Linked DNA regions of Homo sapiens: region 1 is linked to region 2. Evidence: chromatin loops called from intact Hi-C (ENCODE). Cell type or tissue: B cell. All regions are shown on one strand. Links, peaks and the distances in the headings refer to the core of each region. The heading gives the core; the rest is flanking DNA. Region 1 overlaps LCOR (ligand dependent nuclear receptor corepressor). Region 2 overlaps PIK3AP1 (phosphoinositide-3-kinase adaptor protein 1).

What was found. A loop is a pair of places that touch in the nucleus more often than their neighbours do. Peaks named below come from ENCODE experiments on the same cell type or tissue, not always from the same donor. Only the 100,000 strongest peaks of a DNase experiment are listed, where the experiment ranks them.
Region 1: a loop joins it to region 2, with 9 times the contacts of the local background. A loop is called at or near these places in 2 of 110 quality-filtered maps.

What each region holds. Positions count from the first base shown.
Region 1 is chr10:96,906,475-96,914,808 of GRCh38, forward strand. LCOR (ligand dependent nuclear receptor corepressor) reads left to right here. Exons shown (of 8, transcript NM_001346516.2): 3 at 791-856; 4 at 1,194-1,273. Among named protein-coding and RNA genes, the nearest start is that of LCOR, 78 kb to the left of the region's middle. In B cell, for the core only: CTCF peaks have their summits at 4,219 (motif pointing right) and 4,422; a DNase peak (open chromatin) is centred at 4,237; H3K27ac peaks cover 1,531 bases.
Region 2 is chr10:96,638,875-96,647,208 of GRCh38, forward strand. It overlaps PIK3AP1 (phosphoinositide-3-kinase adaptor protein 1), which reads right to left. Exons shown (of 17, transcript NM_152309.3): 8 at 6,599-6,788. Among named protein-coding and RNA genes, the nearest start is that of TM9SF3, 56 kb to the left of the region's middle. RefSeq lists an enhancer at 6,598-6,667. In B cell, for the core only: CTCF peaks have their summits at 2,134 and 4,261; DNase peaks (open chromatin) are centred at 2,227, 4,287 and 6,627; H3K27ac peaks cover 7,083 bases.

The sequences.
Region 1 (8,334 bases), core at 91-8,090, 270 kb after region 2:
CTTGACCCATAAGAAATTGCAAGATGGCAAAGATATTTTTAAATTATTCAGTAGATCCATCAGTATTTGAGATAATAAGCCAGAAAAAAAGTTTTTGATTTTTTCATTTTCTACTTTTTTCACACTGGTAGAAGGACATAATAATTTAAACATTTGTGTACAAGTATATTTGATTTTTTTCTCTTTTTTTTGTATGTACAATCAGTGGGGTTTACGTTTATAAAGGAACCAGTACATAGTTATTGTGGCAATGTTAAATACTTACAAAAGTCTTTTAAAAGTCTTGTACCTTCTTTACAAAAGTCTTGCACCTTGTGTTTGTGTGATGTAGTTTTTCTCAGTAAATATTTCATAAACTTAACTCAAAATCTGTTGTCTCAACTGGTATTTTGAAAAATGCTATTTAGATTATTTTAGAAAGTTGTGGAAATTTTGAAGCAGTTTTTGACTCATTCATTGAGAAAAGTACCTTTTAAAATGGAGCCTGAGAGTTTGTACAAAGAGGTGTTTGGGATTTTGTAAAATGGTGAGAAAACCTGTGAATTTCCATTCCTTCATTGGTCTTGTTCTTGAATGTGCTCAGAATTTGTGTTGAATGTTAATCATTGACAGAAATGCAAATGCTCCTTTTAGATTTGTCATTGACACTCTTTTTCTAAGCATCCCTTCAGTAGTAATCCAGGATCCTTGAGAACTGGAAGAAAACACCATCTTTTTTTTTTTATGCAAAGATTATTCAATACTAGAATGAATATTATTGTGGTAATGGATTTTGTTTTTATCCTTTCAGGGTTTGAAAGTATTCTTGAAGGGCTGTTTGGACCTGCATTATTAAAAGATCTCAGTTTATTTAAAGGTATTCAAAATATTTTTGGTATTTCAAATTCTTCCTGGTGCCATACATGATACGTTGGTGTTTTAAGCCTCAGTCTCCTTTTTATTCACGGTTTCATGTGGGTTAAAGCTATATTCATGTAAGCATCTTTTTGTGTTTAGTTGATATTGTTAATATATGTATGAATAATGTATTAACTAGTGAGCAGTTAAGACTTAAGAATTTAAGAGTTAAAATTTTTAAGACAAATATGGCCTAACTACTTAGTTTTTTGTTAAACAATATTTTTGAAATTAATTCTAATTTATTTTCCTAAAAATTCTCTTTTATGACTATTAATTTGTTACTATTTTTGCAGACTGTGAACCTGAAAGCATTTCTGATTGGACTTTTGATGAAAACTGTTTATTCTGTTGCTTGAGAAGAGATAAAGTAAAGGTAACTAAGAAGCCTGTGAAACTTTTATTTAGTGTAGTATTTTAAAGTTTTCATCTTTTAAAACATTGTGTTACTTTGTTGGAGGATTTGTAGGAAAAGGAAGGTATGGTTTCATACTTAGTTATGAAAGAGTTTGATAGTAATCCTGGGTTTTGCAATTTAAGTTATTTCCATCCTGTTGATTAGCCTATTAAGAAACCTATATCCTACCATGCATTTATTGTTGTTATTTTGTTTTTTTGCTTTTTTGTTTTTTTTTTATTTTGAGACGGAGTCTCTCTGTGATGCCCAGGCTGGAGTGAAATGGCACGATCTCTGCTCACTGCAGCCGCCGCCTCCTGGGTTCAAGCGATTCTCCTGCCTCAGTCCCGAGCAGCTGGGATTACAGGCACCTGCCACCACACCAGCTAATTTTTGTATTTGTAGTAGAGATAGGGTTTTATCATATTGGGCAGGCTGGTCTTGAACTCCTAACCTCAAGTGATCTCCTGCCTCAGCCTCCCAAAGAGCTGGAATTACAGGCATGAGCCACCGCGCCCAGCCCATGCATTGTTTTATTTATATAGTTCACTAGGCAGAATAATTAATTGTCTCAAACTGTTGTGTTTATTTAAAAAATGAAATGTGTGGTAATTCAAGTAATGGGAGTTATTTTTAGTACAAAAAGAACAGTAATGTAGATCTGGATCAAGCAGTTACTAATTCATGTAGATGATGATATACTATGGTTTCTACTTTAAGACACTTCTTCATAATATCTGGGCATGAATGCTATTATTTTTAATTGTATAAACTGGGTGAACCTTTGTGTATTTGTTGTTTTATTGCTTTGTTTTAAACATAAACAGAATTTTGTTAGAAAACATTTCACTTGTTGGAAACATTTATTAATAGTGGTTTACTACTTTTTTTTTTCATGGTACATCCATTCCCTGTTTTAAAGCCTTGAAAATGCTTTCTTCTGCCGTATACACTCTTTTTTTTTTGAGATGGAGTCTCACTCTGTCATCCAGGCTGGAGTGCAGTGGCGCGATCTCTGCTCACTGCAGGCTCCCCCCTCCGGGTTTACGCCATTCTCCTGCCTCAGCCTCACGAGTAGCTGGGACTACAGGCGCCCGCCACCTCGCCCGGCTAATTTTTTGTATTTTTAGTAGAGACGGGGTTTCACTGTGTTAGCCAGGATGGTCTCGATCTCCTGACCTTGTGATCCGCCCGCCTCGGCCTCCCAAAGTGCTAGGATTACAGGCGTGAGCCACCGCGCCCGGCCTTCTTCTGTCCTATACACTCTTAACTTAAATCATTGACCAGATTTTATCAGTTTTTCCCTCACAACGAATTTCATTTTTTTTCATTTCCACAATCATTACTATAGTTCTCTCTTAGTCTTCTTCAGTCTCTTAAATATTCCTACAAGGTTAAACTCCTCCCAACCCTCACCCCTCAAATGGTGTAGAAATGTTACCTTATACTTAGCCTTTGATGACTTTCTCATTGTCTTCTGGATTCATTAGCCTAACAGTGCCTCAGTACCCTCCACATTTTAACCACTTTTCTTTCTAATGATATCCCACTTGTCTTCTATACAGTTTTCTTTCAACTAAGCTATTTCTCTATAGCTAGAAATTCCTTTGTTTTTACTCTTAAGCCCCATCGTTCCTCTGCTTCTATTGCTGTTTCAGCCTTTCACACTGTTGTCAATATTATCTGTGCCAATTACTTGTCAGTTAATATTCTGCCTTATTTTGTTCATCCTTTTTCATATTTGAATCTTTTGTTCCTTACTACATTGTCAACTGCTAAAAACTAGACAGACCATGCTGTATGCTTCCTTGTACCCCTGCATATAACCATTGTATCACTATTTATCTGTGTTGGCAAGTTGCTTTAAAATTTGAAAGCCAACGTGTAGCCAACATAAGTGCTTTTTCATGTTCTTCTTGTATGGCTTCTTTTTCTTGTTTTCTACATGAAAAAGTTGTTGCTCTATTTGGAATGGTCTGTTTTTGTTGAATTGAGGAAGAACGTGTTTTAAAATTTAATCTGGCTCCAAAAAGAGAGACTAGAAAAGAAAGCAACATTGTTTTGAGTTAAACTTCCAGTGAAATTGAAGTTCATAATTTTAAACTCTGTGTGTGTGTGTGTGTCTCTGGTGGCTCTTTATTGAGCAAGCCATTTAATAGGAATTTTTGAAAAATAAAAAGAAGAAACAGTTACTAATTTTTTTTTCAGGTTAGGATGAGGAAGAGAGCCATTCTATGCTTGGTAGTTGTATATAGTATATTCTTGTAATATGATTGAGAGTTTTCCTTTGCTGTATGAGGGTAAAATATTGTATGAATTTTTTTTAAGAGACAGGGTATCACTGTGTTGCCCAGGCTGGACTTAAGTGATCCTGCTTCTTCAACCTTCCAAGTAGCTAGGACTACAGGTACATGCCACCATACCCAGCTTGTGTGAATATTTTTAGAAGAAAATACAGATAGAGAAAGTCATGAAATGGTGAAGCACTTAAAACAACTGTTTTACTGTTTGTAGTTCTACAGTTTTTAGTTGGTTTTCTAAATAGAAATAATTTTTCCATTTGACAGCTCAGCTGGTTCTGGGAAAGCTATTTTTCTCCGTTAGATACTATATCCTGTCTTTGGCATTTATTATTTTCGGAGACAGTCATACATCTGTAATGGAAAATAGTAAAAGAGAAAGCCTATATCATGTGAATTGTCAGATTTACAGTATTTCTTTAGTTGTGTTAGACTTAAAGTGTTTATATTGGAACTCTTTGCAGTCACTTGGAGCATCTTGTCCGAGAAGGACTAGAGTCTGGAAATTAAGTATTTTTTTTGTTTTGTTTTTTGGAAATGTATTATATCCGTTGGACTGAGGCTTGCATTTTAAGGCTGGCTTAAGATTCTAAAATAGAAAGAACTATCTGGAGAATATGGTAATAGCCAATAGGTGGCAGCATAGAGCATGGTACTGGATCTTGAGTTTGAGATTGGCATGGTGAGATAATCTAGGTAGTATTTGGAAAAGCACTTAGAAATATTGACCTGATATTTGGGAAGCAGCAGCTATGCATACTTTTAGCTAGTTGGATTTTCAGTAAATACTAACTCTGTAGAATGGATAAAGCAAATACATTATTTATATTTACCTTTAAAAACACGTAGGTGAAAAATACGAAGTAGCCTCTTTGGGAAGTAGAACAGGGATTCACCTAGAGATTAGTAAAAATTTTTGAACTGCACTTCAGGATCGCGCAGAAGTTAGAGAATGTAATTGTAAGGGAAAGGCAACTAACATGTTCTGAGCATCTACTATGTGCCAGTTATTTTTACATGTTCCCTTTTTTTTTTTTTTTTTTTTTTGAGACAGGGTCTTGCTCTGTTGCCCAGGCTGGGGTGCAGTGGTGTCATCTTGGCTCACTGCAGCCTCTACCTCCTGGGTTCAAGCGATTCTCATGCCTTAGCCTCCTGAGTAGCTGGAACTACAGGCGTGCACCAACACGCCCAGCTAAGTTTTGTATTTTTAGTAGAGACAGGGTTTTACCGTGTTGGCCAGGCTGGTCTTGAACCCCTGACCTCAAGTGATCCACTCGCCTCAGCCTCCCAGAGTGCTGGGATTACAGCGTGAGCCACCACGCCCTGCCACTCCTATTTAATCTTCAAAACAATCCTATAAAGTTGATTAAAGGCATCCTAGTTTTATAAATAAAGAAAAGGAAAGGGTCAGAGATGTTCAGTTATGGGCAAAATTACATAGCTGGGATTTGATCCATGTTTTTAGATGCATTTTGATAACAGTAGGAGCAGGAACATGGAAAGTGGAGAGCAAGAATTAAGTAGGTCTTGGAATTCAGTTGGAAAGAGGGAGGGAATCCTCAGTTGGAAATTTCTCAGTTGGAAAGAGGGAAAGTGTATTTGAAATGACCAATTCTAGCTATGTTAGGAATCTGTGAGTGACTGACTGACTGACTGCCTGACTGCCTCAGTTACCTGCTTACTTCTTTCCTTCCTCCCATTTTCTGTTTTATGGGCATAAAGTAGGCACTCTAAAATATTTATTAAATGAGTGACTAAGAAGTCAGGAAGCTTAATAAACTTGGAAAATTATAATAGCTGTTTTGAGTGTTTACATTTATACACAATTCTCTGTGTACTGCTTATTCATGAGGCTTTTCTTTTCTTTCTTTCTTTTTTTTTGTGAGATGGAGTCTCACTGTTGCGCAGGCTGCAGTACAGAGGCATGATCTCGGCTCACTGCACCCTCCACCTCCCTGGTTCAAGCAGTTCCCCTACCTCAGTCTCCCGAGTAGCTGTTATTACAGACACATGCCACCACGCCCAGCTAATTTTTTTGTATTTTTAGTAGAGGCGGGGTTTCACCATGTTGGTCAGGATGGTCTCAAACTCCTGACTTCAGGCAATCCACCCGCCTCGGCCTCCCAAAGTGTGATAACAGGTGTGAGCCACTGCACCCGGCCTTCTTTAACCTTTCTTTAAGCTTCAAATTTTTAAATTAATTTTAGCCTTATAAAGCAATTGCAAAAATTGTAAAAGGAATTCCCGTATATTCTTTAACCAGATTCTCCAAATGTTAGCATGTTATGTAACCACAGTACAATTATAAGTTCAGGAAATTAACAATGATACAATAGTATAATCTGCAAACCTTTGCGAATTTGCCAGTTATCCCACTAGTGTCCTTTATCTGGTCCAAGATCCAGTCCAGGATTACAGTCTGACTGATGTTGTATCATTCTTCGTGCATCATGTCAGAAAGCACGTGGTGATGTTTACTTTGATCACTTAGTTAAGGTGCTGTCTGCCTCTTTTCTGTAAGATCTTCCTTTCTTCCTTTCTTCCTTCCTTCCTTCCTTCCTTCCTTCCTTCCTTCCTTTCCTTCTTTTTCCTTTTTGTAGTTAATGGCTACATTGTTGGGGGAGGTACTTTGAGGTTTTGTAAATATCTTCTTTTTTTTAATTATACTAGTTTTTCATGCACTAATTTTAGCATCCATTGATGAACATTGCCTGAAAAAAAATTACTGTGGTGTTGACCAAATGATTTTCTATTTCCATAATTTCTTCTACATTTATGAGTTGGAATTCTACTGTAAGGAAGAACTTCTCTTTTCTCCCTATGTTGTTGTTTTAATATATCAGTACGAATTCATGGATTCTTATTTCATTCTGTGGATTATAATTCATTACAGTCCTTGTTTACTTAGCAGTTCAAATTATCCTAGGCCATTTAGGGCCCTTTGGAGTTGGCTGTTGTGTCCTTTTTGACATCTTTCTTTTTTTTAAAGCACTTTTTTTTTTTCACTTTTTGGCATTAAAAGATGTTCCAGTCTTAACATGTACTTTCCCTGTCCCGGCCCTGGATTTCTCCAAAAAACTCTAGTTCCTTTTAATCAGAGAACTGTGTAAGAATTCAAGGTGTCGGTACTAGGTGTATGTACTCTTGGTACTAGAGTGTCATTGCTTTGAAACATGTATGTTTACTAAAATACATGTGTAGCTATGTTATTTTATATATCAGTGAAAAACCATCCACTGAGATTTTTTGATTACAGATATGTTGATAGTATGAAGAGCTAATCCAGTAGTAGTGAGAGGGTCGGGGAGAGATGGGAAGGATGAGAAATTACTTTTAGTAGTTAATTCCTAAAAACGGACTGCTTCAGTGATCAGTCTGTTCTTGTGTATGGCTGGGATAGAGATGGCTGTTTGTAAAGTACAGATAACATGGATGATTCACTAAGGATGATGGGAGAGTAGGATGTTATACCAAAATATAAAATTAGTTTATGCACTTAGGTTTAAGACTAAAGTAAGTTTAGTATTTGATTGGCATATTAGGAGAGTGTTTCAAGAAGTTAGAACTTGAGGTTGGGTGCAGTGGCTCACACCTGTAATCCCAGCACTTTGGAAGGCCTCAGGCAGGCAGATCACTTGGGGCCAGGAGTTTGAGACCAGCCTGGCCAACATGGCAAAACCCCATCTCTACTGAAAATACAAAAATTTTAGCTGACTGTGGTGGCCCATGCCTGTAATTCCAGCTACTTGAGAGGCACGAGAATCGTTTGAACCTAGGAGCTGGAGGTTGCAGTGAGCCGAGATCATGCCTGGGCGACACACACAGACTGTCTGGAAAAAAAAAAAAAAGAAGTTAGAACTTGATCTGTGTTTTTGAAGAATATATAAGTCTGGATGAGCAGAGATGAAAGGGCACATCCTGGTTGGAACAGGGCATTTATTTTTGGAAGTAACCAGTGATATGGTTGGAGCCAGATAATAGATACCTTTCAGTGCCCAGCTAGCTCAGGAGTCATGTAACTAGATCTTTTTCATTGTATCAGCATATTTTGCTGAATGTTTCTTAATTTCTTCCAATTCGTGAATATGCATTGTTTGGTTATATCCCTTTAACATTTTAGTTTTATTGCTATTTTATTTTATTTTGAGACGGAGCCTCGCTCTTGTTGCCCAGGCTAGAGTACAGTGGCGCCATCTTGGGTCACTGCAACCTCCACCTCCCAGATTCAAGCGATTCTCCTGCCTTAGCCCCCCTGAGTAGCTGGGATTACAGGTGTCCACCACCACACCTGGCTAATTTGGTATTTTTAGTAGAGATGGGGTTTCACCATGTTGGTCAGGCTGGTCTCGAACTCCTGACCTCAGGTGATGCGCCTGCCTCGGCCTCCCAAAGTGCTGGGATTACAGGCGCGAGCCACCGCGCCTGGCCTTTATTGCTATTTTAATACATTGAAAGTTTTTTGTTTTCCCAAAGCCAAACTGTATCCATCTTTATTAAAGATACTTTCGATAAACAATTGTAGTATTTAAAAGCAGGACATGGGCAGACAGTTGTTAACAGTATAGAAGAACTTTCAAACTCCCTTCTTCAGTGGACTACCAAAAATCAGAAAGCCACTATAAAACCGAATGAAGTCTTTATCTAATGCTCTGAATGGGTAAAGTTTAGAGTGAGGGTTGACAAATTTTCAAGAGCTGACCCTGACTTTAAGGAAGTGAAATGAAAATGGCAGTATTTATC
Region 2 (8,334 bases), core at 53-8,052:
TCATGCCAGCTTGTTTACTGACTCATCATCACCTGGCACAGCGTGATTTAAACACATGAGAGGTTTGAAAAATATTTTTGAATGAATGAATGAACGAACTAATAAAGGAAAAACAAATGAACACATGAATATGAAGGCATTTGGGCTTTGTGAAGGAATCTGGGCATTTCTCAAGCCGAGAAAAGAGAAAGGCAATTTAGGCAGAAGGAAGAGTCAAATGCAAGGGAACATGAAAGAAAAGGCAGCTTGTAGTGACCAATGGAGTTACTGCCACCCTGAGATGTCTCACACTCGGGGACACCTAACAGATGTCTCAGTACCACCTATCAGGTGGGTGAGGTCTTTACACTGGAATACTGACACACTATTCCACCCACAAAGTCGAGAATTACATCTTATTTTCTGGTAGCTCAAATTCAAGAAATCGCTGAACACCTATTGTGTACAGCACTGGGATAGGCACTGTGGATGATACAAAGCTGTAAGACATGCTTCCTATCGAGGCCAGGAGAGGGTAACCAGAGAAGCACGTATATAACTAGAGCCCAAGGGGATGTGTGTGCAGTGTCCCAAGGTAAGCGTGACCTGCAAGCTGTGCAGGTTCAGAGGGGAGCAAGGTTGCTGCTGTCGATGGGGATTTTATCTTTAAATGTTAAAACATTCAATCCAGTGTGCTTTCACTAAGTCCCTATGTCCCCAACATAGTTCTTGTATTTATGGAGGAGCAAAAAGCAACAGGAAGTCAAGAGGTACACTGAGCTCATCTCCCTGCTCCCCAGTGGGTTCTGTCCTTGCAGGTAAGAACTCATGCTGTGCACCCAGGCCCACGGGCCTTGAAGCATCTCTTGGCTCTACTCGCCAGAATCTTGCCAAAAGGGATGGCAGGAGGATGACAGAGCCTCAGCAGTCACAGGGAGGGAGGCTCCTGAGAGAAAAGGATGCAGATAGGAGAGACAGTATGTTTCATAAGCAAACCAGTAATGTAGTCATTTTGCATACAAATTGTCCTTCAGTTGGTTTCAGACCTACAGGGCTGGGCTGTGAGGTCCTTTACAGTCCCCAAGTGTGCCCCCAGCTCAGATGGAACCCAGCTTGCAGAGAGGGGCTGTAATCAGAGAGCTCAGGTAAAGAAAACACTGCTGGAAATGATCTGTTACAAAGATGCCAGTTACCAGGGAGGTTGCTAAGGGAAGCTGGCAAGTTAGCTAGAGCTAAGTCAGCTCTCCACTACATAAACACTTGAGCTACAGAACCATGAGGTAGGGATCAGGGGTTCAGAAGAAAAGTTCAATGTAGGGGTAACATGAAGCAGAACAGTCCTCTGGGATTGATTAGTGAGTCTGCAGTTTCTAACGGCAAGATGATAATGCCTTTCTCTTTTCGCTCCTTTCGCTTTATGGAAGAAAAATGAGGCTCTCGGGTATTGAAGCAAAGCTACAACCCACAAAGCAGATTACCCTGGAAACAGACTGGACAAGGGCCTCCCAGAACTGCCCCCCCAAGGCCATTCTACCCAGAGCCTCAGAGAAGTGACCAGTCACTGGGCAAGCTTTCAACACAAAATTAATTACCTAGGTCCAGGGACCACCAGGACTACCATATCATTCTCCAAGGTAAGGGCAGGGGACAAAGAACTAAGTGAGAAAAAGATGAGGAGATAGTGAAAACACCCACGGACATTTGCCTTGAGTTTTATTTAATGTTTGCATAAGCTTGTCCTTAATAAAGACATTTTATCTCTTACATAATAAGGTGTGAAGGTTGATGCTTTAAATATGTGGGGTCTTTTTTTTTTAATTTTTGAGACAGGGTCCCATTTTGTTACCAGGCTGGAATGCAGTGGTGCAGTCATGGCTCACTGCAGCCTTGAACGCCCAGGCTCAAGCGATTCTCCCACCAGAGCCTCCTGAGTAGCTGGGACCACAGGCATGTGCCACCACGCCCTGCTAATTTAAAAAAAAAAATTTTTGTAGAAACGAGATCTTGCTATGCTGCCCAGGCTGGTCTCGAACTCCTGGGTTCAAGCAATCCTCCCGCCTCAGCCTCCCTAAATGCTGGGATTACGGGCATGAGCCACCATGCCCGGCTGATCTGTGGGGCCTTGATCAAAAAATTCTTAAGAGAATTGGGAGCAAAGCTGAAGGTTTGATAACAAGACACGTAGTTACCACCTGGTGGCAGCATATCTAAACTAAAGACTTGTGAGTGTGCCGTGTGTGTGTGTGTGTGTGTGTGTGTGTGTGTGTGTGTGCGTGTGCATGTATACACCCACGCAAGCAAGTTCAGGGGAAGAAGAGATTGGAGCAGAATTGTACAATCTCAGGGTCAGAACCCAACACCTCTCTCCAGCCCCATTTCAATTAACACTGGGAGCTTCCCCTATAAGCTTCCAACTCAGGTGGTTGCCTTGGATTCTCTTTGGAGAAGCAACCTCATTACCACCCCTTTCCCAAACTCAAGTCAGAAAGATTTGTCCCAACAACAGTTAGGTGATCTCCAAAGCAGTGATCTGAAAGTGGCCTAAAGCCTGCCACCCTAAAGCCTGTTTGTCCTGTGAGCGAATCAGTGAGTGAGCAAGTGAGTGAATGAACACAGCCTAATTTCCTTAATATGGTTATTTTCAGCCTCCAGGGTTACCACAGTCAATGGTGGGGCACTGATAAACGTGGCAATCTAGACATTTAGAAATAGCTCCTGTGTAAGTGTCCCTCTCAGGGCTGACAAATGCAGACCCTAGAAGGGCAGGCCAGGAGAGCCCTACATTCCAGTGGGACAGCAGACAGATTTGCCTCCTGGGAATTCGAAGACACAGATTCCTGATCCAGTCCTCCCTTGATGGGACTTAAGTAAGTTACTAAATCTTGGAGCCTTAGTTTTCTTTCCTGTGAAATGGAGATCATCCTATTCACTAAACCCTGGGATGGTCAGATGAGATCACGGGGATACAGGCAGTCCATGGACTTTTAAAGGGCTGCCAGATGTTCCAAGTTATTATTCTGCTGGGCGGTGCTGCAAATACGCATTTTAGATTTAGCAGTTTGTCCTTTATCCTACTTCTTTATGAATTAAGCTGCCTTGTCACCTACAGAGCCACTGTTAGTAAAATAAATTATTCCTCCCCAGGTCCAAGTTGCTGCTGCTTCTGAGCCAGGAGGTAAGCGATCATTCTCAAGGTTAAACTTGACGCCACAGAGACAGAAACACAAACCAAACCATGTCTAGAGTTAGAAAATTCAGAGTTCACATAACTGGGGAAATGAAAAATGTGGGCCGGGCATGGTGCCTCACGCCTGTAATCCCGGCACTTTGGGAGGCCAAAGCAGACGGATTGCTTGAGCTCACAAGTTCAAGACCAGCCTGGGTAACATCACAAAATCCCATCTATATGAAAAATACAAAAAATTAACTGGGCATGGTGGTTCACACCTGTAGTCCCAGTAACTCGGGAGGCTTAGGTAGGAGGATGGCTTGAGCTGGGGAGGCAGTGGTTACAGGGAGCTGAGATTGTGCCACTGCACTCCAGCCTGAGCAATAGAGCCAGATGTTGTCTCAAAAAAAAAAAAAAAAAACAGAAAGAAAGAAAGAAAAAAAGAGAAAGAAAGAAAGAAAGAAAGGTAGAAAGAAAGAAAAAAAGGAAGGAAAAGAAAAGAAAAAGAAAAGAAAGAAAAATGTGGTGGGTTTCCTTTTCCCATGCAAAAAGTAGCCAAATTTGACAGGCTGCCTCCCCGCTGGTAGCCTCCTTCCAGCTACACGGCATCCAGAAGCCCCCTGGCCCGGGTGACTTCACAAGTTGCCAGTTGGCTACAAACCAGGCTAGCTCCAGAGCACACTGCTGCCTTGGGAAGCCCTGGTAAACCTCACTGATCCTGCTGTGAGGGGCCCAGCAGACCAGGAATAATGGAAGAGACACCTGTGGCATTCCCTGCAGGTTTCCAGTGCTGTGGTGGGAGCATGGCATGTGTTAGAACATCCAGGGGGACAGCAAGTGTAAGGCTCTGTCAACACTAAACTGCCAATAAAGTAGGGCATTCTTTAATTGTCCAGTAGTTTCATAGCAAAGACACAGGGCAGAAAGGATGATGCAGTCTCCAGATTCAAGTGGGTACTGGTGGTTCTCCAAGTGTTCTTTTGTGAGTGAGTCCCTATTCCACAATGGAAAGGACTGGGTCCTACCCACTTCCCCGCCTGTATCTCCAACACCCAGAAGACATCAGTAACCGAAATGTACTAGATGCTCCAGACATGCTTATTAGGTATATGGATAGGATGATGGGCAAGGCTAGGGGGCGCCAGAGGCTGCTTTGTTATCCAATATCTGGAGCTGCAGATAGGGGAAGAAAGGCTATAGAGGCTAGATGGTTTTTCCAAAAGGAACCACGACTAAAATGCATGGTGTTGGATAACAATTTCTGCAGAATATGGTCCTAATGACAGAGAAATCTGGATTCAAATCTGGGCTCTATCACTGATTGGCTGTGACACTTTGGGAATGTTCAGCCCCTCTGTGCCTCTGTTTCCCCATTTGTAAAGTGCAGGTAAGAAAAGCATCTTAGTGGGGTAGCTTTCGGACTTCAGGTCCGAAATCAAGGGTGTGGATGGTAGCGATGGTGCTTTCTCTCCCCACATCCATGCCAAGGCACAGCTCATTCTGGAAGAGCTTCCACCAGCACTTCTAAGCCTCCCAGTTAGGTGACGGAGAGGAGCTTTTATTGCTCTTTCCCCTAAAGGAGCACCCAATCTGAATGGCAAACACCTAACAACCTCTGGACCACATCTTGCAGGTTCTGGGGTCAGTGTCAAAGGCCTGCTGGCATCAGAGACTGCCTCTGGCCCTCTGACCAACCTATGCCTTCTCTCCAAGGCATCCTGTTGGTGCCTGCTCTTCCATGAGTTCATGGATGGGAAAGTCAGGCCCGCCTCCCTGTGGGCCCAGGGCCCTACTGTCTTCTTTTCAGGCTGAAGGCTTGTAACACTCAATATAGCCCATTCCAGAAATTCCCCCATCCATAATGCTGATACCTTGGTTGATACTTCTCTTCCTTGAATCTATTAATGAAAACCAGAGGGAAGGAGGGCTAAGTCTCCGGTGGTGCCTCCGCATGCTTAGCATTTGGTAGCGAATGATGGTAACACATGAATAAGCCTCTTAGAGGGCCTGCTGTGTGGGTCTCCTGCTTCAACTCCAGTACGTGCGTGGAGATCAGATCCACTGTTACCCAGATCAGCGGTTCTCAAGGGTGGTGGCACTGCCCCCTGGGGGCGTTTGGAAAATCTATGAGGGTATTTTGGGTGGTCACCAAGGAGATGGCATTTAGGAAAAGGGGGAAGGACCCTAGACATCCTGCTATGTGTGGGACAGCCCTGCCCAATGAAGAGATGTTTCATGTCCCTCGTGACTTTCAAATATTTCCCTAGACATACACATAAGTTTTAAAAAGTACGTATGATACATATTTATACCTATGTGTATATTTCTACATATCTGTGTATATGTACAAGTATGTCTGTATTTTTAAATTTAATGTCAGCAGATATAAGCAAAAATATAGACAAATATACCTCATTTTATTACTAATTATTACCAATGCCATATTGGCTGGGAGTCACAAGTCACAGAACTTCTCTCAACTCAGTTAAAGATTCCTATTTTGTTTTGAGTTTAGGTGTTGGAGGGGAACTTCTACTGCTCATTCACTTTTGTCAAAAGGCATTACTTTTGCATTGGAAAAAACAAGATAATAAAAAGTGGGCAAAGTTTGTTAGACAGTTTATAAGAAAAATCATGATCCTGAAGAATGATATTTTGAAAATAAGCTTACTATATATTAATGCAATAAAATCAAATTACCCCTCGCCCCCCAAAAAATCTGCTTATTATTTTCTGAGCCTAGAACCTAAACTGTTTCACATATAAACACATCTTATTTTTGCAAACACTTAATTTTTTAGAAATTCAATTTCTATGAAAATGGAAAGGAAATCATAAAGAGTTGTTCACCATCTAGGAAAATCCAGGTGCCAATGCCAACATTATTCCCATCATTTGAGCCACCAAGACTGCAAACGTGTCAGTCAATGTTTGAAGCCGTTGACCGTGATTCTGAGTGTGTCTGCATCTGACTCTTTTGTCATGACTTCTGGTGCAGGCATGTTTGAGTATGTCCTCTTCTTTAATTTCTCTTTCCTATTTCAATTAGGGCAGTATATTTGATTTCTGAGAATTTTATATGTAGGTAGGTTATATAATACATAAACCTCATGTCAGAGTAGGAAAATGTTTGTTATAAAAAGGACCCCTGGAGACTGAGGGCTGAGAGCCACTGATTTGGCCTCTCAGATCACGAGGCAATGAGTTCATCAATTCTGACTTCCAGATATTTGCTTAAACTCTCCCAGCAGTCATAACAGAGGAAGTTTGGAGAAGAATTCTGCTTGTCACAGCACATGACTCCAGCCCTAGCTTTGTGTAAAACAGGACCTTCATCTCTCTGGGGTGAAGTGAGGGTACATAGGGACTGCCCCGCGCCATCTTCATCCGGAATGAAAAAAGCTGTTTCTCAGCAGAAAGGTGGAAGCAGAACTGGGTTGTGCTACTTACAGAGGTCTTCAGTGGCAGCTGGGACAAAGGCAGCCATGGACTCATAGAGATCCTCGTCACAGCCGGGGTTGAGCGAGCATTTCATAAGCAGGTCTGTGGAAAGGTGGGCCATGGACTCGTACACAGCATCAGCCTCCTCCCCGTGCATCAGTTCCTCTTTAATGTGACTCTTGAGCATGTCCACCGTTTCCTGAAAGAGAAGATGAGGCCCACGGCGCCCTGAGGCAGCCTGACTTTCCGGGTGGAACTTGGCCCCCGAAGGCACTTGTGGCCAGCAAAGTAAAGGCTCCCATGAGTCAGGATTACAACTGGTTGTGTGTATTTGTATTTTCCCACCTGACTGAACGCTCCTTGAGGCCAGGCTTCCCACCTTTTTTAGTTTATTTCACGTTTTTGTTTTAATCTTCGTATCTTCCTACAACACTAAGCACAGAGTTAGGCACTCAGGAAATACTCGTTAAATGTCCACTGACCAGAGGATACAAATTAAAAATTACTTTCCCATGGCCTGATGTGGTGGCTCACACCTGTAATCCCAGGACTTTAGGAGGCCAAGGCAAGTGGATCACCTGAGGTCAGGAGTTCGAGACCAGCCTGGCCAAAATGGCAAAACCTCATCTCTACTAAAAATACAAAAATTAGCCGGGCATGGTGGAGCACGCTTGGAATCCCAGCTACTCGGGAGGCCGAGGCATGAGAATTGCTTGAATCCAGGAGGTGGAGGTTGCAGTGAGCCAAGATCGCACCAGTGCACTACAGCCTGGGCAACAGAGCAAGACTCTGTCTAAAAAAAAAAAAAATACTTTCCCGTGAGCACCTTTTAAATGTCAGGTACAATGCTAGGTATTTGCCTATACCCTATCTCCTGTAATCCATTCCACTACTGCTTGAGAAAGGTATAATATTCTCTAGTTTACAGATGAGAAAAACAAAGCTCACAAAAATCTAGTATCTTACTCAAGGGCTTGCAATCCTGATTTCTGATACTTCTTCTACACCCTAGTGGTTCCTCCAAAGGGAAAAAAATGACACAAGAAGGTGTGACCTTTACTGACTAGCCACGCAGAAATTCAAATGAGCTGAACAGGAATGCAGCTAAGGTGTTCTCGCCCTGTGTGTAGTCAGAGGTCACTCCGCAGCTTGGCACACTAGCCCCTGTTCCTTCAGCAGTCTCCTCCAAACTGTCAGGAACCCTGACAGTTTCCAGGGGTTCCAGCCTCGATTTTATGTCCTATGTGCCCAAAAGGAGAGATGATCTTGGATAAAGTGTCCTGACATCAGAAAGGTTCTCCCCTGCCTCCCACTGCCATCCTGCCTCCATGTGATTGTGAAGCCAGAGAGGTGACTTCCCTGAAACCTCTGCACAACTTTTCCTGGTAAGAAACTTTGGTGTTTCACAATCCTTATTTCAGCATCAACCCACAAAAATCCTCATTTTCACCACCACTACCCTAAGATAGCTAATCTTTTATTGACACTTCGTTAGTTTCCTCACGAGACCCAATAAAACAGATGACAGCTGTGAAATGTTGGAGATTCCAGATCTCACCTTTGGTTTTGATGTGGTGAAAAAAGGAAATGGGACAGTTCTAAGAGGCCATAAGCAACACAAAGGGACAGTCTTTTGGTCACAATGCTGAAGCTGCATCGGTTGAAGGTGACCACAGGGAGAAAGCAAAGATGGTATGACCTAGATTGACTTCGGCACAAAATGAAAGTGCATCTTTAAACATCCC